Regions from separate parts of the Homo sapiens genome. Here regions 2 and 3 are each linked to region 1. Evidence: read pairs that join two places in POLR2A ChIA-PET (ENCODE). Cell type or tissue: GM12878. All regions are shown on one strand. Links, peaks and the distances in the headings refer to the core of each region. The heading gives the core; the rest is flanking DNA. Region 1 overlaps ATAD2B (ATPase family AAA domain containing 2B). Region 2 overlaps ADCY3 (adenylate cyclase 3). Region 3 has its middle 7.7 kb from the start of TP53I3.

Region 1 (6,899 bases), core at 1,988-5,987:
GTTTTTTCTTAAATTACTGAATGTGATTCAGGGCTGATATTAATGCTAATTTTCTTAGCTTATAAAATAAGTATCTTGTAAATACTTATAAGTAAATTGTATTAAACTTATTTTATAATTTTTGTATGTAAGTTTATTTTCTATATTTGTTTTATAAAGATACATGGTATGTAATAGAAATTACCATAAGTAAAACAATAAGGATTTTGATGACTCTTGAGTATGCATATGTGTTTATAGTCCTGAAAATTTAAATAAAACATATGGTCAGAGTTATATTTTTATTTGAAAATAAAATCTCCCTTTTTAAAGATTATTATTTCACTTGAATTGATATACTAAGATATAATGACATTTAAATTAATTTTAAAAGACATCTTTTCATCTATTATCCTGTTTTTAACTTAAATTTGCTTTGTGTCTGGTTCAGTATGTATCAAGAAAACTTAATTTTAGTCAGTTTCATAGTAAATTACCGACATTTACTCTGAAACTGACTAAAATTAAGTTTAATTTACTCCCAAATGGTAGTAATGGTTAGGCACACACATAGAAAAGATTTAAACATTGAAATCAGAATCTTTAACTTCTATTTTATGCAAGTCTTTATTTTTATTTTTTCTAATTAAAAACAATTTTTTTTTACATGGGTCTGGGAACTAAAGGGTTCTTTAAACTCTTTAAAGTAGAAGTGCTGATGATGTGTGACTGAACAGAAGTAAAAGGGAAGTCCTTTGTTTTTATTCTTCAAGCATTTAAAAATATTTTGATTTTATATGTGTAGGTAAATTCTGGATACTTTTATTCTCTAGTGAAAAAAATATTTGGGGTTATATAGACTTTGACAGGCTGCGTACATTTATTAGTCCCTAAGGGGTCTCTGTACTTACTAAAATATGCTCCATAAGATGTACCAGTTTATTTTATGTTTTTGTAATTTGCATTATATGGGGCTAAGTAGAAAAATACATGAATCATAGTCTGTTGATTTTTATTTTTCTTTCCCACACCCATACATCTGTGAGATGAAACAGGTCTGGATCATTATGATGATGTTACTTTAGTACTGCCATGTAATTACATTAACTTTTAGACTTGATCTACCTGTTATAATCTCTATCCTTCATTTATTAAATGAGTGAATCAAATATCTTCTAGATAAATATTCCTAACAATGTTCTTTTAGTGTTAAAATTGGGCTTTTAAGATGATTTTAACAGTTTATTCAAGTGCAAGTAATATACTAGATTTCTCTTATTTTATCCACCCAGCAGGCCTTTATGTAAATTGATCTTGATATTTCTTTTCTTTCTTTCTTTTTTTTTTTTGAGATGGAGTTTTGCTGGAGTGCAATGGCGCTATCTTTGCTTACTGCAACCTCTGTCTCCCAGGTTCAAGTGATTCTCCTGCCTCAGTCTCCCGAGTATTTGGGATTACAGGCATGCGCCACCACGCCCAGCTAATTTTGTATTTTTTGTAGAGACAGGGTTTCTCCATGTTGGTCAGGCTGGTCTTGAACTCTGGACCTCAGGTGATCCACCCGCCTCGACCTCCCAAAGTGCTGGGATTACAGGCACGAGCCACCGTGCCTGGCCGATATTTCATATAGAAGTCTTTCATATAAAAAGGCCTCAAAAATTTTGGGAGAGCATATGAAAGATATGCTTCCATTTAGGAATCATTTAGGTACCGTAGAGTGAGATATTTCTTTAAAAAAATCCTAGATGCATTTTGAGTAAAAAACTGAACTAATGAATACTAATACATTTACTGTTTCTGTTTTGGCAAAAGGACAATGTTTAGTAACTCACACAATTTAAAAAGATTTTTGAGGCCAGGCATGTGGCTCATGCCTGTAATCCCAGAACTTTGGGAGGCCAAGGCAGGAGGATTGCTTGAGCCCAGGAGTTCAAGAACAGCCTGGGCAACATAGTGAGACCTCATCTCTGTGAAATACTAAAAAATTAGCTTCAGGCACATGCTTGTAGTCCGATCTACTCGAAAGGCTAAGGCTGGAGGATGCCATGATCCTAGCAGTTTGAGGCTACAGTGAGCTGTGATCACGCCATCGCACTCCATCCCGGGTGGCAGAGTGAGACCTGTCTTCGTAAAAAAAAAAAAAAAAAAGTTTTTTTTTTTTTTAGTTTATTCATCTAGGAGTCTGAGTAACTGTTAAACTTTTAGAATTAAAATCTTTTGATGTTTCAGATGACCTGAAAATAAAATGCAATTTGACCTATTAGATTCAATAGAATTTAATTTTAAGGAAAACTTGTAGTTAAAAATATTTTAGATTTTGAGATAATATAAGTACAAAAAATTAAGAATTACTTGAAGGCTTGTATTTGTTTTTATGTCATGAACCTGAGAATCTTGATTCCTTTATTTTGGTAATCTAAACTCTTATGAGCATCTAAGGTAAACTTATTGAAGTCCTTTCACAAAAAATAATTTGTTAGAAATAATAATTCATATGGAGGAAAATTGAATACAGATAAGAATTAGTATTAGCTATGAAAAATAATGAATTCTAAAGAACTTTGCAAAGACCACTAAGGTCGTTAAATAAATTACTGTTAATTGGCAAAATAAATTTCCATTTTAGAGTTAGGTAATTGGATGAAGATAGAGATAAAAGTGGACCTAGAACTTCTGAATCTTCCTAAGTGATTTGAGATAGATTATGAGTTTTCTTTTGGGGTGAAACCTGGGTTTAAAGGCCCAAGTGTATCAACAGAATTTTAATGATTGATACTTTTAGTAAAATAGGATGTTTTTGGTCAAAAATATTTTTTAATATATAGTTTTTATATTGTATATAGAAATTCCCAAATATACATACTAATATAGATAGATGTTGTAGCTTACAAATACTGTGAGTACAGATGCTATTTTATTGACTTTTTTGGTCAGCGGATATTTATTTAGCTACTAGTCATTTATTTAACCTGATATATATCTAGAATAATACGCATACTCTAAGATACAGACAAATTGAAATTTTCATAAGACTTACTGTACACTTGGCTGGGTGTGGTGGCTCACGCCTGTAATTCCAGCACTTTGGGAGGCCAAGGGTGGTGGATCACTTGAGGCCAGGAGTTGGAGACCAGTCTGGCCAACATGGTGAAATCCCATTTCTACTAAAAATACAAAAATTAGCTAAGCAAGGCGGCGCGTGCCTGTACCCAGCTAGTTGGGAGGCTGAGGCACGAGAATTGCTTGAACCTGGGAGACAGAGGTTGCAGTTAGCTGAGATCGTACCACTGCACTCTAGCCTGGATGACAGAGTGAGACTCTGTCTTAAAAAAAAAAAAAAAAGAAAAGAAAAAACCGGGCGCAGTGGCTCACGCCTGTAATCCCAGCACTTTGGGAGGCCGAGGCGGGCGGATCACGAGGTCAGGAGATAGAGACCATCCTGGCTAACACGGTGAAACCCCGTCTCTACTAAAAAATACAAAAAATTAGCCAGGCGTGGTGGCGGGTGCCTGTAGTTCCAGCTACTCAGGAGGCTGAGGCAGGAGAATGGCGTGAACCAGGGAGGCGGGGCTTGCAATGAGCCAAGATCGCGCCACTGCACTCCAGCCTGGGCCACAGAGCGAGACTCCGTCTCAAGAAAAAGAAAAAAAAGATTTATTGTGTACTGAAATGTAGCATGCTTGAAAGTTTCCTTTTGTGGTTAGGTAATGAGGAAGTAGTGAGGTGAGGCAGAAGTATAACCACCTATGTGGACTGCTGAGGCATATTAGAATTGAGGAGTGGTAGTGGTTAAGTGACGTCTGTCAGAACTTGGGCTTTTTTGAATTGAGGTTTATAACCCTCATAAATCATTAAATGCCTTGAGTTTATATGGGAAAGGGAGAATAAGTATGATTTTTAAGTCTGATATTGCAATAGCGTGTGCCCCAGATAATTAAAGCTGTAGAAAGTTCTAACGTAATAATCACCTAATGCAAAGTGAAACTGGTTCCATTTAAAAATTCAGGAAACAGGGTTAGGTGCAGCGGCTCACGCCTGTAATCCCAGCACTTTGGGAGTCTGAGGTGGGGGTCGGGGCGGGGGGGTATCATCTGAGGTCAGGAGTTGGAGACCAGCCTGGCCAACATAGTGAAACCCTGTCTACACTAAAAATACAAAAATTAGCCAGGTGTGGTGGTGCACGCCTGTACTGCTTGGGAGGCTGAGGCATGAGAATTGCTTGAATCCAGGAGGCGGAGGTTGCAGTGAGCCAAGATAGAGCCACTGCACTCCACCGTGGGCGACAGAGTGAGGCTCTGTCCCCTCAAAAAATAATAAATAATAAATAAAAATTCAGGAAACGATACAGGGAAAAAAATCTCCAACCCACCTTCCTTCTTTTCAAAAAATAGCTACCCACTCAATTTAAGTGAACAACTTTTGAGAACATTCATATAATACAGAAACTTTTAGGCATATACGTTTAAGCAGGCTAACCCTTACAAAATCTCAGTGTAGGCTGGGCGTGGTGGCTTACGCCTGTAATCTTAGCAATTTGGGAGGCCAAGGCGGGTGGATCACCTGAGGTCAGGAGTTCAAGATCAGCCTGGCCAACATGGTGAAACCCTGTCTCTACTAAAATACAAAAATTAGCTGGGCATGATGGCGGGTGCCTGTAATCCCAGCTACTCGGGAGGCTGAGATGAGAGAATCACTTGAACCCGGGAGATGGTGGTTGCAGTGAGCCAAGATCGCACCACTGCACTCCAGCCTGGGTGGCTGAGCAAGACTCCACCTCAAAAAAAAAAAAAAAAAATCTCAGTATATTAAATCTTTTAATATACTCATGTATTTCATGTCGTGTCTCCTTTTTCAGTCTCCCTTTTATAAAGATGATGATGACAATAATCTATGACTATAAGGTCATTGGATCAATTGAAGAACAAGTTTTTAAAGATTTTTTCTTAAAACAGATCTTTCATTAGTAATAAAAGCCAAGTAAGCATTGTCTTCTTTAGAGCAGACAAAAAGCTTATTGTGCTTTTTTCCCCAATGATGTTACCATTGTTCTGAAAAGTTTTAGATTTCTTTTGTGGAATGACTTTAGGGTCTGCATCTTATTCTTTTGAACAATTCAAGTGATGTGAAATTCCAACCATTTGGCTTTGTATATAGTCAGAATTCATTTGGTGCCAAGACTTGTGAATAAACTGATCAAGCTGAGTTAATGCTTTGTTGGGTCTAAAGACAAAGTATATTTATGAAGTAATAAAGTTGGTTTTTCTGTGTGGTTTTAAGTGGATTTTGAGAGTGATTCTTAAGAATTCCAGGAATGCATTGTGTAATGACAACGTTGTAAGAATACCTGTATTACATCCATTTAGTTACTTTATAGTCACACTCATATACCTGGAGAATCATGTGCATTGTATACAGTGGTGCTAAAAATGAAATTTTCTCCAAGATAGTATATTAGGTAAAGGTATTTTTTTTGTTGTTTTCTAGAGGAAAGGCGGGGGGGCTAGATTTTTGTTGTTATTTTTTTGACAATCTGAAGATGCGTAGTAGTATGAGGGTTTTTTTTGTTTTGTTTTTTGTTATTTATTATTTATTTTTTGTTTTTAGACGGAGTCTCGCTCTGTCACCCAGGCTGGAGTGCAGTGGCGCGATCTCGGCTCACTGTAAGCTCCACCTCCCAGGTTCACGCCATTCTCCTGCCTCAGCCTCCCGAGTAGCTGGGACTGCAGGTGCCTGCCACCACGCCTGGCTGATTTTTTTGTATTTTTAGTAGAGATGGGGTTTCACCGTGTTAGCCAGGATGGTCTCGATCTCCTGACCTCGTAATCTGCCCGCCTCGGCCTCCCAAAGTGTTGGGATTACAGGCATGAGCCACCGCGCCCAGCCTGTTTTTTGTTTTTTAGATGGAGCCTTGCTCTGTCACCTGGGCTGGAGTGCAGTGATGTGATGTCCACTCACTACAACATCTGCCTCCTGGGTTCAAGCAATTCTCCTGCCTCAGCCTCCCGAGTAGCTGGGATTGCAGGTGCCCGCCACCACGCCCAGCAATTTTTGTATTTTTGGTAGAGACGGGGTTTCACCATGTTGGCCAGGCTGGTCTCGAACTCCTGACCTCAGGTGATCCACCTGCCTCGGCCTCTCAAAGTGCTGGGATTATAGGCGTGAGCCATCGCGCCTGGCTTGAGTTTTTGTTTATACCCTTTAGTCGTCTTAACTGTGACCTTTGCTGGGCCAGGGGTATTGTGATGTACAATATATTTATAATTTAACTTGAAGAGTACTGGAGTAACCAAAAATGTTAGATTATTTTAATTAAAAATTTGTGCAAACCACATAGAAGGCAGTCATAGGGGCTGGGCGCGGTGGCTTACGCCTGTAATCCCAGCACTTTGGGAGGCCGAGGTGGGCAGATCACCTGAGGTCAGGGGTTTGAGACCAGCCTGACCAACATGGTGAAACCCCATCTGTACTAAGAATACAAAAATTAGCCGGACATGGTGGCACGTGCCTGTAATTCCAGCTACTTGGGAGGCTGAGGCAGGAGAATCACTTGAGCCTGGGAGACGGAGGTAGCAGTAAGCCGAGATCGCGCCACTGTACTCCAGCCTGGGCGACAGAGCAAGACTCTGTCTTGTGGGGAGAAAAAAAGGAAGGCAGTCATACATATTTGTGATTTTCTGGATGTCCTTTCCCTAGTTTTTTAATCTTCGAAACTAATAATTGTTGGATATTTCAAAAATATCTTAGTTTGCATTGACAACTCTTTTATTATGCAGCAATTTAGTTTTTACTTTTGAACTTTCTGACTGTACTAAGAAGTATGGTGACTTTTTCCTAGTCCTCATGTTTTGATGGCCTTTTTAGTAACTTTCCAGTGATTTACATTTCTCTTCTTCCACCCAAAAGAGAGAATTGTAAAATGG
Region 2 (6,899 bases), core at 1,595-5,594, 990 kb before region 1:
AGTCGGTCAGTTCAGCACCGGCAGGTGGCTCTAGCAGCTGCTGGCACTGCCATGAGGGTCTTCCCGATAATGAGACGTGGAAAGGGATGGGACAGGAGCTGAGCCGTCCAGCTGGGTGGCAGGGTCCTGGGGCCAGGATGTGCAGCTACACTGCAGGGCCCAAAACCCAGCCAGTGCACAGTGACACAGGCAGCATTCCACCTCAGAGGCTGGACAGGCAATGGGGGAGGACCAGGGGATGGGAACTTACTTGAGAGCTGTTGTGGTTTGAATGTTTTTGATGTTCCGAATGTGTTTGAATGTTTGTGATGAAATTTGAGTTTTGTTGAATCTGTGGATACAGAGGACCTACTGTGTACAAGGCAGTGTTTGAGGATGGAGCCTTAGAATGTCAGCACAGCCAAATTTGGGGACCATTGACACACATTGCCTTCCCAGGTGATGAAAATGACCTTGACTCACTCAAGCAGACTCAGAAAGCTGGAGAATTGGGAATAAATTCAGGAGTAACCTTGGGAATTTATAATATGCCTAACAATAATAGGTAACACTTAGATGTATTGTGTATCTGGCACAGTCTGATGCTGGGCTCTTTACACACATCATAGAGGAGTCTCCAACCCACCCTGAGATGGGCCTGTGGTTATTTGCATTTCGCAGGGGAGGCAGCGAGTTTAAAGTGTGGCAACTTCCAAGGCCCAGGCCCATGATGGAGATGAAATTCCACTCCAGCCTGAGTTTGGAGCTGCATTCTTCACCGCCATGCTTTCCTGCCCCGAGTGTTGGCCTCACCGAGAGGAGGTGTGTGTGTCGGGGGGGAGTGGGCTGGGACACGTGGTCATGGGGGCCCACAGAGCCAGATGCCGGGGGAACCAGGCACCCTCAGGAGCCATCACGGCTATCGCTGCATGATGCCGGTGAACCCCTCGGGACTTGGCCTGGTTTTCGACCTCTTGGCAGCCCCGAGTGTTCCCAGGCTGTGAAAATCCCCCCAGGTGCAGTGGCTGGCCTGGTCTCCGAGGGAAAGGAGCCGTGGAGCTCGCAGGTGGAAGGCTAGAGAGAGTAAGTGATACGGTTAGGCTTTGCGTCCCCACCCAAATCTCATCTTGAATTGTAATCTCCATCATCCCTACGTGTCAAGGGAGAGACCAGGTGGAGGTAGTTGAATCATGGGGTGGTTTCCCCCATGCTGTTCTCGTGATAGTGAGTGAGTTCTCACAAGATCCGATGGTATTATAAAGGGCTCTTCCCCTTTCGCTCGGCACGTCTTCCTGCTGCTTTGTGAAGGAGGTGTTTTGTGACCCTTTCGCCATGATTGTAAATTTCCTGAGGCCTTCCCAGCCATGCTGAACTGTGAGTCAGTTAAACCTCTTTCCTTTATAAATTGCCCGGTCACAGGCAGTTATTTATAGCAGTACAAAAACGGACTAATACAGGAAGAAAGCTGGGGCTGCTAGGGAGAAGTTAAGACCAAGAGTGAGCCACGGGGTGTCACTTGTGGGGGACTGTCGAGTTGGTGATTTGCACCCCTTTGTGCCAGCCAGGCCCAGCATCTGCCTAGCAGAGCCCCAGGGACCGGCTTGCCTTGTGCAGCAGCTAACCTCACCCACTCAGGGCACATGGCAGCCTCCTTGCCAGCTGGGCTTCCCCCTTCCCCTCCCCAGGGCAGGCTCATCCGAGTGAGTGAGAGCAGTGAGTCCGTGGGCATCGCCCGGAACCAGCTCCAGTTTCTAAGGAGAGTAGAGCTTTTGCGCTGCTGGGAGCTGGATGATGAGTGGCGAGAACTGGCCTGGCAGCGCAGCTCACACCCATCTCGGGGCGGGGGTCTTCTCCCTTCATTCCTGGTTGTCATGACCCTGAGCTTCAGAGTTTCTGTGTCAAGGCGAAGCAGGAGGGCAGAGTGAGGTGACTGGGTTCTGTGCCCAGGTCTTGTGGGAAGATCTTAGGGAGGTTTATCTTCCCACCTGGCCCTTTGCAAGGTCCGGGTGGAGGTGAGGCGTGTTTGCTAAACATGATGTAGCGCAAGGAGGCTCAGGTGGGCTCGATGGAGGAGGCGGGGTTCAGCTAGATTTCGAGGGGGAGGCGGAAGGCGGCCAGGTGGGGAGGGGCATTCTAAGTGCGTGCTTCCCACATTGGGGGTGCAGGGTTGTGTTTGCTTTGGCGCATGTGAAGCCACAGGATGACCGTGGAGTTGGCATTTCCTTTCATCCTGTGTCCTCCATGTATTCATTCCTTCACCCAGCAGACAGCGTGCTGGGTGCTACTGAGTGCTGGGAACACAGTGGGGACTGGGACAGATGTCGTCCCTGCCCTAGTGGCACTTACACTGAAACAGGTGGAGACATCTGTTTGGCAAATATTTTTAAACACTTAAAAATACAAATACAAACATGGATTTTATTGAACAGAATGCAGAATCCACATATATTAGCAAGTAAAATGAGAAGCTTCCTCCCCAGGCACTTTCGTGGGGAAGTTTAAGAGCTCTCAAAATAGGGGCTACAGCATGTGCCGAGGTCAGGAGGCCAGTTGGTGACATGCTGAGGACGTCAGCTTGGCTAAAGCAGATGGTTTACCTCAGGCAGCTGTGGGGGCGGGGTTTAGATTCAAGTTCATGGTAAAGCCCAGAGTATATAGGACCCTGAATGCCAGAATGAAGATTTTGAACTCTTGGACAATTGGCAGCTATTGAGGTGTTTTGAGCAGAAGGTGGTACTTGCAAAAATATTATTTTGGAAGATTAATGTGTTCCAGGGTGGATTGGCAGGACCAGGGAGATGAGTCTGTCCCCAGCCCTGTGGGAAGTAAGGGTGTGAGCCAGGTGGTGGCAGCAAGAGTGAGGAAAAAGGAGACCCAGAGGCTTTTACCTGGAAAGACCAGCTGGGATGAAGGACCTGCTGGAGGCACAGAAAGGAGCTCAGTGAGAGAGAGCAGGCTGGCGCTGGTTCAGGCGTTCAGCCAATGTTACTGAGGACCTGCGCCGTGTTGGGTGCTGTGTTCCTAGCTGGGGCGTAGTGTTGGCAGAAGTGAGACCTGTGGATCAGGGCTGGTTAGGGGAGACCATGACAAGCTTGGGTGTTCACATTGACTTTAGCGTTTTCCACTCCTGGTCCCGCCATAAGGTCTCCTGGAAACTTTTCAGCAATACCAGTGTCTGGGCCTCTGGTTCCACTTTTGTGGACTCTGCCTGGGCATAACTCCCCAGGTGATTCTAAGGCACAGCCAAAGTTGGGATCTGCTGAGTGAGGGTGAAGTGAGCACCTGCAGGTGGTGCTCATCAAGACAGTGGAGGCTGAGGAACTGGAATTTAGGAGAGGTGATAGTTCACCAGGGCCTTGAACTTGAATTTTGGAATTTGGAAGTCTCTGTCATGTGACTAAGAGAGTGCATTGAGAGGCCTGGTCCATGACCTGCCATGGTCCTTCCAGACCAGAGTCTCTCAGGACAAGAAGAAGGAAAATTGGAAAGGACTTTAAATCTGAATTGAAAACCAGGGAACTGAATTAAACGCAGGAGACATGAAGCAGCATCAACAGGTGGAAAGCACCGCCGTGGGTGGAGCTTTGAATGTGTGGGAGACATGCTGGTCAGAAGGGAAAAAAGATGGTAAAAGGGTACCTAACTCAGGGTGAGGGTGAACCAGGGATCAGAAGACTGTTAGAAAATGAGGGCTGGGCGCTGTGGCTCACACCTGTAATCCCAGCACTTTGGGAGGCCAAGGCGGGCAGATCACTTGAGGTCAGGAGTTCAAGACCAGCCAGGCCAACGTGGCAAAACCCTGTCTCTACTAAAAATACAAAAATTAGCCGGGCGTGGTGGCGGGCACCTGTAAATCCCAGATACTCGGGAGGCTGAGGCAGAAGAATCGCTTGAACCTGGGAGGCGGAGGTTGCAGTGAGCTGAGATTGCACCACTGCACTTCAGCCTGGGTGACAGAGTGAGACTCCGTCTCAAAAAAAAAAAAAAAAAAAAAAGATTATTAGAAAATAAAGACAATAAATGCATAGAAGAAAAATAGGGGATAGGCATAGGAAGATGGCCTAAGGCAGCAGCATGAGAGTTTGGTTTAAAGACCCAGGAAGGCTGGAAGCTCTTTGCCTTGTTTTCATATCTACTACTCCACCTTGAACAGTGATTCTGTAGAAGAGAATCACCTGGAGGAGGGCACAGATGCAGATGCCGGGGATTCTGTGGGCTAGGACCCTGGAATCTCCCATTTTAACCAGCTCCCTTTGGGACGCTGGTGCACCTGGCCCAGAAACACTGAACTGGAAAAACAGCAACTCAGGAACAACGCCAGAAGGGTTGCATCAGAACCAGTGACTGGAAAAAAAAAATGCTGAATGTCCCTGGGAAGGCTGTGAGAGGCTGTAGGGAAGAGGGAATTGCTGAGAAACCCCTAGAAGGACTAAAGGGGAGAAAAAAGATGTATCAAATCCCCAGGAGAAAGCTGTGATTCAGGAGAGCAGATGATGTGGGTTTTTGTTGCAGACGGTGTGCAAAAAGTTTTACTCTCAAAATGTCATTTTCTGAATTGAAAGGTAGGAAGTTTTGGAATCCAAAGAGTTTGCTGTGTTCCATGGCCACAAACACAAGAGAATAAGGGCTTGGTGTTTCTGTGTCATCAGTGATCTGTTCCCTTCAAGTTTTTACATTTTAAGTTTGTGTGATGATCTATCTGGATTCCTAAATATCTTCTGTCTCCAGATTATACACTTGTCTTCCTCCGAGCTGGTACATTTGCTTTCAAGTTCATCTAAAGTTAGTTTCAGAAAGTCAGGTGATCTGTGTGATAAATGTACCCAGTGTTGCTTATAGGTAAGAAAGCATGAGCAAAAGCATGGAGCCCTTTCATTCCTGCCTCACTTAGTATTGGCCGTCAGTTAGAAATTGGTTTCAATTTTCTTTATCGTCCAGAATCTATATGCTTAAATATATGTGAAAGCTCTGTGTTTTCAGAACATGTGAAAACTCCAACTGAGTGTGGCCAGCCCAAGCTTTCCTTCCTCATGGGGGCCTTTGCTGACTTCTCCCCTCTCCCTCAGAATCGAGCTGCACATCCTCTGTTCACTGCTAGCTTCTTTTTTTTATTTTTTTTGAGACAGAGTCTCTCTGTGTCGCCCAGGCTGGAGGGCAGTGGTGAGATCTCAGCTCACTGCAACCTCCGACTCCCGGGTTCAAGCGATTCTTCTGCCTCAGCTTCCCAAGTAGCTGGGACTACAGGTGCCCGCCACCATGCCCAGCTAATTTTTATATTTTTAGTAGAGACGGGGTTTCACTATATTGGCCAGGCTAGTCTTGAACTCCTGACCTCGTGATCTGCCCGCCTCTGCCTCCCAAAGTGTTGGGATTACAGGCTTGAGCCACCGCGCCTGGCCCTTTTTTTGAGACAGGGTCTCACTCCATCATCCAGGCTGGAGTGCAGTGGTGTGATCTCGGCTCACTGCAACCTCTGCCTCCCGGGCTCAAGCAGTTCTTGTGCCTCAGCCTCCCAAATAACTTGGGACTACAGGCATGTGCCACCATATACCCAGCTAATTTTTGTATTTTTAGTAGAGACGGGGTTTCACCAAGTTGCCCAGGCTGGTCTCGAACTCCTGACCTCAGGCGATCCACCCGCCTCGGCCTCCCAAAGTGCTGGAATTACAGGCATGAGCCACGGTGCCCGGCCACTGCTAGCTTCTTTACTGCCAGTAGAGTCAGCTCCTTGAGGTAATTTTATAATCTCCAGGGCCCAGTATGGGGTCCGCCACTCACCAGAGTATTCAATAGAGTTGAACTGACCACTTTGTAAAAAGACATGAGACCAAACATGATTCGGCTTTAAAACGGACTTCTTTAAATAGAATTGGAATTATTTGGCCTAGAGAAAGAGACCAAGGTGACTAAATAATGAGGTCACATCAATAAGAGAAGACAGGAAATGCTGTGAGCAGATGTTTGTGTGTCTAGTGAAGCAGCAAGAGCAGTGGGAGCTTTTGAGGAGTTTTGTGGTTCTCAGTCATCTGGAGTAACAGATCCTTAGGAGAATCTGACAAGAGCAATGGACTTGCTTCCCAGAGACGGGCCAAGTGTGATTTCTGCCCTACTTTAAGGGCTCACCAACTCCTCCAAAGCCTAGTCCAAGTGAGTAATCCCTGGGTTAGGATAAGATGCTACATTTGAGCTGTCCATTCTTGCATGGAAATGGGGAGGTTGACCAGATGGCCTTCTCTGGTTTTGACCATCTACACCCCTGAAACGTGGGCCTTCTGGGTGGGTGCATTGATCAGGCTGTTGTGTCTTTATGTTCAGTAAGTATCAGGAGCATTCTCCTCTTAGCCCACAAACTCTACAATTGACATAAAAATAAATCTACTTGTTCACACCATTGCTTCAGAGTTCATTATTCTCTGGTAGAAAAGGTCAAGAAAAAGTTCATTGTGAACACTCAGGAATCAAAAAGGAAGAAGGCGTTGTTCCAGGCCAGGGTTTCTTGACGTTGGCTCCGTTGACATTTGGGGCTGGATGGTTCTTTGTGGTGGGGGCTGCCCTGTGCAGTGTAGGATGTTCAGCAGCATCCCTGGCCTCCGCCCACTAGAGGCCAGTAGCACCCGCTCTCCTAGTCGTGACTGTCAAAACGTCTCCAGACACACTGTGGAATGGCCTCGGTGGTGGGCTGATCACCTGTGGTTGAGAACCACTTCTCTGTTTATCTTCATTTTGGCTCTCTTATCAAGGGGGAACACTTCAGTGGAGAATGAACTGTTCTTTCAGCTTCTTTTTACCACTGTAGCTGTTCACACAGCTCACGTTTGCTATGTTCCAATAGCTGTGCAAGGCCCTGGGGCTACAAATGTAAGTGACACCCATGATCTCAGGTACTTACTGCATCCTCTTGGGAGATACACACAGACGCA
Region 3 (6,899 bases), core at 1,047-5,046, 200 kb before region 1:
TGGAGGTCCACCCCAGACCCTGTTTTCCTGGGTATCACCAGCGGAGGCTGCAGAACAGCAAATATTGCAGAACAGCAAATACTACTTCCTGATCCTTCCTCTGGAAGCTTCGTCCCAGAGAGGCAGGTGCCTATATGAGGTGTCTGTCGGCCCCTCCTGGGAGGTATCTCCTAGTTAGGCTACATGGGGGTGAGGGACCCACTTAAGGAGGCAGTCTGTCCGTTCTCAGAGCTCAAACACCGTGCTGAGAGAACCAATGCTCTCTTCAGAGCTGTCAGACAGGGACCTTTAAGTCTGCAAAAGTTGTCTGCTGCCTTTTGTTCAGCTATGCCCTGGCCACAGAGATGGAGTCTAGAGGCAGTAGGCCTTACTGAGCTGCAGTGGGCTCTGCCCAGTTCGAACTTCCCGGCTGCTTTGTTTACCTACTCAAGCCTCAGCAACAGCGGACGCCCCTCCCCCAGCCAGGCTGCCGCCTCACAGTTCGATCTCAGACTGCTGCACTAGCAGTGAGCAAGGCTCCGTGGGTGTGGAACCCGCCGAGCCAGGCATGGGAGAGAATCTCCTTGTCTGCCGGTGGCTAAGATCTTGGGAAAAGTGCAGTATTTGGGCAGGAGTGTCCCATTTTTCCAGGTAGTCTGTCACGGCTTCCCTTGGCTAGGAAAGGGAAATCCCCTGACCCCTTGCACTTCCAGGGTGAGGTGACGCCCTGCCCTGCTTCAGCTCCCCATCCGTGGGCTGCACCCACTGTCAAACCAGTCCCAGTGAGATGAATCAGTTACCTCAGTCGGAAATGCAGAAATCACCTGTCTTCTGCGTCGATCACGCTGGGAGCTGCAGACTGGAGCTGTTCCGGTTGTTAAACTTTTAACTGTTAAAGAAGAGTTTGGGTCTTTCTTAGTGGATGATTATATTAATAAATATCAAATTGCTCTAATATAAGGCTGGAGTGCAGTGGCGCAATCTTGGCTGACTGCAACCTCTGCATCCCAGGTTCAAGTGATTCTCCTGCCTCACCCTTGGGAGTAGCTAGGACTATGAGTGTGTGCCACCACGCCAGGCTAATTTTTTTGGTATTTTTAGTAGAGATGGGGTTTCACCATGTTGGCCAGGCTGGTCTCCAACTCCTGAACTCAAGTGATCTGCGCACCTCGGCCTCCTAAAATGCCAGGATTACAGGTGTGAGTCACCGCACCCGGCCCAATTGATATATTTAAAAGCCTGATGTAGGCTGGGCAAAGTGGCTCATGCCTGTAAACTCAGCACTTAGAGAGGCCAAGGAAGGAGGATCCCTTGAGGCCAAGAGTTCAAGACCAGCTGAGGCAACATAGTGAGACTGTCTCTACGAAAAACAGAAAAATTAGCCAGGCATGGTGTCATGTGCCTATAGTCCCAGCTACTAGGAAGACTGAGGTGGTAGGATTCCTTGAGTTCAGGAGTTTGAGGTTACAGTGAGTTATGATCACAACATTTTACTCCGGCCTCAGCAACAGAACAAGACTCTGTCTCTCGGGAGGGGGAAAAAGCCTGTTTTAAGAGTTTAAAATGTCAGTATTAAAAGAAATAAGAAATCCTTATCTTTTAAACTATTTATATTTCAGGTGAATAATTTTAGATATCAACTTAAAAATGTGAGAGGAGGCTAGGCACAGTGGCTCACACCTGTAATCTCTGTACTTTGGTAGATGGAGGCAGGAAGATCACTTAAGCCCAGGAGTTGAAGACCAGCCTGAGCAACATGAAAGATCTTGTCTCTACCAAAACTTTAAAAAGTAGCCAGGTGTGGTGGCATGTGCCTGCAGTCCCAGGCACATGAGACTACTCGGGAGGCCAAGGCCCAGTTATTCAGGAGGCTGGGGCAGGAGGATCACTTGAATCCAAGAGGTCAACACTGCAGTAAGCTATGATGGTGCCACTGCACTCCAGCCTGGGTGACACAGCAAGACCCTGTCTTAAAAAAAAAAAAAAAAAAAAAAAAAAAAGTATGTGGCGATTCCTCAGGGATCTAGAACCAGAAATACCATTTGACCCAGCAATCCCATTACTGGGTATATACCCAAAGGTTTATAAATCATTCCACTACAAAGACACATGCAGCCAGGAGCGGTGGCTCATACCTGTAATCCCAGCACTTTGGGAGTCTGAGGTGGGCAGATCACAAGGTCAGGAGTTCAAGACCAGCCTGGCCAATATGGTGAAACCCGTCTCTATTAAAAATACAAAAAAAATTAGCCAGGCTAGGTGGTGGGCCCCTGTAGTCCCAAGCTACTTGGGAGGCTAAGGCAGGAGAATCGCTTGAACCCAGGAGGAGGAGGTTGCAGTGAGCCAAGATTGTGCCACTGCACTTCAGCCTGGGTGACACAGCAAGATTCTGTCTCAAAAAAAAAAAAATGCACACATATGTTTATTGCAGCACTGTTTACAATAGCAAAGACACCGAACCAACCCAAATGCCCATCAATGATAGAGTGGATAAAGAAAATATGATACATATACACCATGGAATACTATGCAGCCATAAAAAAGAGTGAGTTCATGTCCTTTGCAGGGACATGGATGAAGCTGGAAACCATCATCCTCAGCAAACTAACACAGGAAGAGAAAACCAAATAGCGCATGTTCTCACTCATAAGTGGGAGATGAACAATGAGAACACGTGGACACACGGAGGGGGACATCACACACCGGGGCCTGTTGGGGGGCTAGGGGCAAGGGGAGGGAGAGCATTAGGACAAACACCTGATGCATGAGGGGCTTAAAGCCTAGATGACAGGCTGATAGGTGTAGTAAACCACCATGGCACATGTATGCCTACGTAACAAACCTGCACCTTCAACACATGTATCCCAGAACTTAAAGTAAAATAAAATAAAAATAAAAATAAAAAGTGAGAGGGGACACATAGTTTTGGGACATGCTTTTTGCCTATTTCAGAATAAAAATGTGTGCAGACTACCACCTGGAGTAAGGAGAAACGCCTTGAGCCCTGAGCCATGGTGGTGGGTGGCCAGGAAGATGGCAGAGGCAGGTAGCCTCTGTACATGGTGTGTGTGTGTGTGTGTGTGTGTGTGTGTGTGTGTGTGTGTGCATAAAATCATGTATATGTGTATGGGGGTATTTTGTCATTGTTTTACCATAATTTTACTCTGATTAAACAAACGCTTCACAGAAATCCCTTGATGTCAACTGCTATAGCTCTAGTTCATTTTTCAAGTGGATGCATAGAATTCACAATTTATGCAGCCATTCCCTTAGTGATGGGATCTACTTTGTTTCTAAATTTTTGTTACTATGATCAAGGCTGAAATAAACATCTCTGTACATACATCTGTATAATTGGTGTGTTTTATTTCTACAGGACAAACTCCTTAGAAGTAAGTTTCATACTGTCATTGTTACTATCGCTATGATTTATTTTCTTTCTTTCTTTTTTTTATGGAGACAGGGTCTCACTCTGTCACCCAGGCTGGAGTGCAGGGCGCGATCTCGGCTCACTGCAACCTCTGCCTCCCAGGCTCAAGCGAGTCTCCTGCCCCGCCTCCCGAATAGCTGGGATTACAGGCACATGCCACCACTACCCAGCTAATTTTTGTATTTTTAGTAGAGATGGGGTTTCACCATGTTGGCCAGGCTGGTCTAGAACTTCTGACCTCAAATAATCCACACACCTTGGCCTCCCAAAGTGGTGAGATTACAGGCCTGAGCCACTATGCTTGGCTGATTTATTTTCTGACATCTGGTAATATAAGTCTTTCCTACTACTATTCCTTTTTTTTTTTTTTTTTTTTTTTTTGAGACAGAGTCTTACTCTGTCACCCAGGCTGGAGTGCAGTGGTATGATCAATGCAACCTCTGCCTGCCAGGCCCATGTGATCTTTCCATCTCCCAGCCTCCCAAGTAGCTGGAACTACAGGCACATGCCACCATGCCTGGCTAATTTTTTGTAGGGATGGGGTTTTGCTATGTTGCCCAGGCTGGTCTTGAACTCCTGAGTTCAAGTGATCTGCCCACCTCGGCCTCCCAAAGTGCTGGGATTACAGATGTGAGCCAACACTCCCAACCCTACTATTCTTTTTCATATATTTATTGGTCATTTGGGGGGATTTGTTCTTCCACATACACTCTAACACCACTTTATCCAATCAAAAAATATACTGTTGGCATTATAACCAAATTTATAATGAATTTGTATACTAATTTGGTAAAACTGACATTTTGGGTACTGTATTCTCATCTAAAAACATGGTACTGTTTCATTTGTTCAGATCTTGTTTCTGTTCTTTGATATAGTTTTACAGTCTTCATTATATAATTTTTGTATCTTCCTTGTTAAATACATTCCTTATGCTTTTACAACTTGTACTGCTATGGTAAAAGTGTTATTTTCCCCATTTTTATTAATATTTCTAGTTGCTTAACTGAAGTAGAATAAAGCTATTGATTCTGGTGTATGTAGCTTTCATCTGGACAGCTTTTACAAATTATCTCATTATCTCAAACAAAAATGTTTGCTTCATTTTTAAAATTAGCATCTCTTGTGGTTTTTTGTATTTGTTTGTTTTTTGTTTTTGTTTTTGTTTTGAGACGGAATCTCACTCTGTTGCCCAGGCTGGAGTGCAGTGGCGATCTCGGCTCACTGCAAGCTCCGCCTCCCGGGTTCACGCCATTCTCCTGCCTCAGCCTCCCAAGTAGCTGGGACTACTGGCGCCCGCCACCACGCCCGGCTAATTTTTTGTATTTTTAGTAGAGGCGGGGTTTCACCGTGTTAGCCAGGATGGTCTCGATCTCCTGACCTCGTCATCCGCCTCCCAAAGTGCTGGGATTACAGGCGTGAGCCATGGCACCCAGCGCATCTCTTGCGTTTTCTAAGTCTACAATCATATCAACAACAAAAGGAGGCTGTTTTATCACTTTTCCAGTATTTATTATCAATTACCTCGTTTTTTATCTTATTGTATTGACTAAAACTTCCGAATTAATGTTAAATAATAATGTCAGCTTGGGCAACATGGCATAACCTCGTATCTACAAAACAAACGATAAACAAACAAACAAAAACTATCTGGGTGTGGTGGCTCAAGCCTGTAGTCCTAGCTACTGAGGAGGCTGAGGTGGGAGGTTCAATTGAGCCATATCAAGGCTGCAGTGAGCTGTGATCACAACACTGCACTCCAGCATGGGCAACAGAATGAGACCTTGTCTTTTAAAAAAAGTCTACTATAAATACTTTCCTTTTATCCTTATTTTGCTTGGAGGTTTTATAATGAATGGCTTCTACGTTTAATCAATGCCTTTTTGGCCTCTATTGATTGGCTCATATGGTGTTTTCTCCTTTAATTTGTTGATGTTTTGGGGTTGTATTGATAGACTTCCCAATATTGATTTTGTATAATCATAGGGAATATAAGTTGCTGAACTCCATTTCCTATTTTTTTTTTTTTTTTTTTTTGAGATGGGAGGCTCTCTCTGTCACCAAGGCTGGAGTGCAGTGGTGCAATCACAGCTCACTGCAACCTCCTCCTGCCTCAGCCTCGCAGGTACCTGGGACTACAGGCGTGCACCACCACGCCCAGCTAATTTTTGTATTTTTAGTAGAGTTGGGGTTTCACCATGTTGGCCAGGCTGGTCTTGAACTCCTGACCTCAACTGTTCTGCTCCCCCCTTGGCCTCTCAAAGTGCTGGGATTACAGGGTTGAGCCACCGTGCCAGTCCTTGCTAATTTTTTTGTTTGTTTGTTTGTTTTTGAGACGGAGTCTCACTCTGTAGCCCAGGCTGGAGTGCAGTGGCGCAATCTCGGCTCACTGCAAGCTCCGCCTCCCGGGTTCACGCCATTCTCCTGCTTCAACCTCCCGAGTAACTGGGACTACAGGCGCCAGCCACCACCCCGGCTAATTTTTTGTATTTTTAGTAGAGAAATACACCATGTTAGCCAGGATGGTCTCCATCTCCTGACCTCGTGATCCGCCCGCCTTGGCCTCCCAAAGTGCTGGGATTACAGGCGTGAGTCACTGCGCCCGGCGTTTTTTTTTTTTTTTCTTTTTTTTTAGACGGAGTTTTGCTCTTGTTCCCCAGGCTGGAGTGCAATGGCACAATCTCGGCTCACCACAACCTCTGCCTCGAGTGATTCTCCTGCCTCAGCCTCCCGAGTAGCTGAGATTACAGGGATGCGCCACCACACCTGGCTAATTTTGTATACTTGCTAATTTTTTAAAGAAATGTTTATCTTTATTAACAAGCCTTTGCTGCAAAAATAAACTATCCCCAAATCTTAACAGCTTACAACAACAACAGCTTACAAAAACAAATGTTTATTTCTTCCTCGGTTGTGACTCTGCTAGGCTGGTCCCAAGACAATAGGTTGGATTCAGGGCTACCCTGAGTATTTCTCACTCAGGGACAAGCTGAAATAGAGGCTATCTGTGGGTGGCAGGAAGGTAAGGGGACTGATGGAAACTGACCATGCCTTTCTCACTCATCATTGACCAAAGTAAGAGACAGGGCCAAACCCAACATCAACAGAATGAGGCGAAAATACTCTACCCATTGGGTAGAATGGAGTAATTTTGCTAAAAAAATCTTCCTTTTTTTTTCTAGATTTTACTACTTGTTGCTGTAGAATTTCACATAATTTAATTTATTTTTGTTTTAATCACTCCTATATCTGTGGTTGTATCTCCTTTCTCATTCCCAGTCTTTCAGACCTTGGCTATTTCTTGTTTCCCAGCTGTAACTCACAATACATTTCATTCATGTTACTGGTTTTTATAAAGAACAAGCTGGGACTACAGGCAACCACCACCACACCCAGCTAATTTTTGCATTTTTAGTAGAGATGGGGTTTCATCATGCTGGCCAGGCTGGCCTTGAACTCCTGACCTCAAGTGATCCACCCCTCTCAGCCT

What was found. Peaks named below come from ENCODE experiments on the same cell type or tissue, not always from the same donor. Only the 100,000 strongest peaks of a DNase experiment are listed, where the experiment ranks them.
Region 2: POLR2A ChIA-PET joins it to region 1 with 8 read pairs; 1 of 35 experiments calls an interaction of 5 or more read pairs at or near these places.
Region 3: POLR2A ChIA-PET joins it to region 1 with 5 read pairs; 4 of 35 experiments call an interaction of 5 or more read pairs at or near these places.

What each region holds. Positions count from the first base shown.
Region 1 is chr2:23,888,896-23,895,794 of GRCh38, reverse strand. The region is part of intron 2 of ATAD2B (ATPase family AAA domain containing 2B); the gene reads left to right. Among named protein-coding and RNA genes, the nearest start is that of ATAD2B, 35 kb to the left of the region's middle. RefSeq lists an enhancer at 3,626-3,755. In GM12878, for the core only: no CTCF peak of the experiment used is centred there; a DNase peak (open chromatin) is centred at 3,724; H3K4me3 peaks cover 253 bases; H3K27ac peaks cover 561 bases.
Region 2 is chr2:24,881,547-24,888,445 of GRCh38, reverse strand. The region is part of intron 2 of ADCY3 (adenylate cyclase 3); the gene reads left to right. Among named protein-coding and RNA genes, the nearest start is that of ADCY3, 35 kb to the left of the region's middle. In GM12878, for the core only: no CTCF peak of the experiment used is centred there; no DNase peak of the experiment used is centred there; H3K4me3 peaks cover 2,188 bases; H3K27ac peaks cover 2,151 bases.
Region 3 is chr2:24,089,110-24,096,008 of GRCh38, reverse strand. It overlaps a transcript of FAM228B not described here. Among named protein-coding and RNA genes, the nearest start is that of TP53I3, 7.7 kb to the right of the region's middle. RefSeq lists an enhancer at 1-1,054. In GM12878, for the core only: no CTCF peak of the experiment used is centred there; no DNase peak of the experiment used is centred there.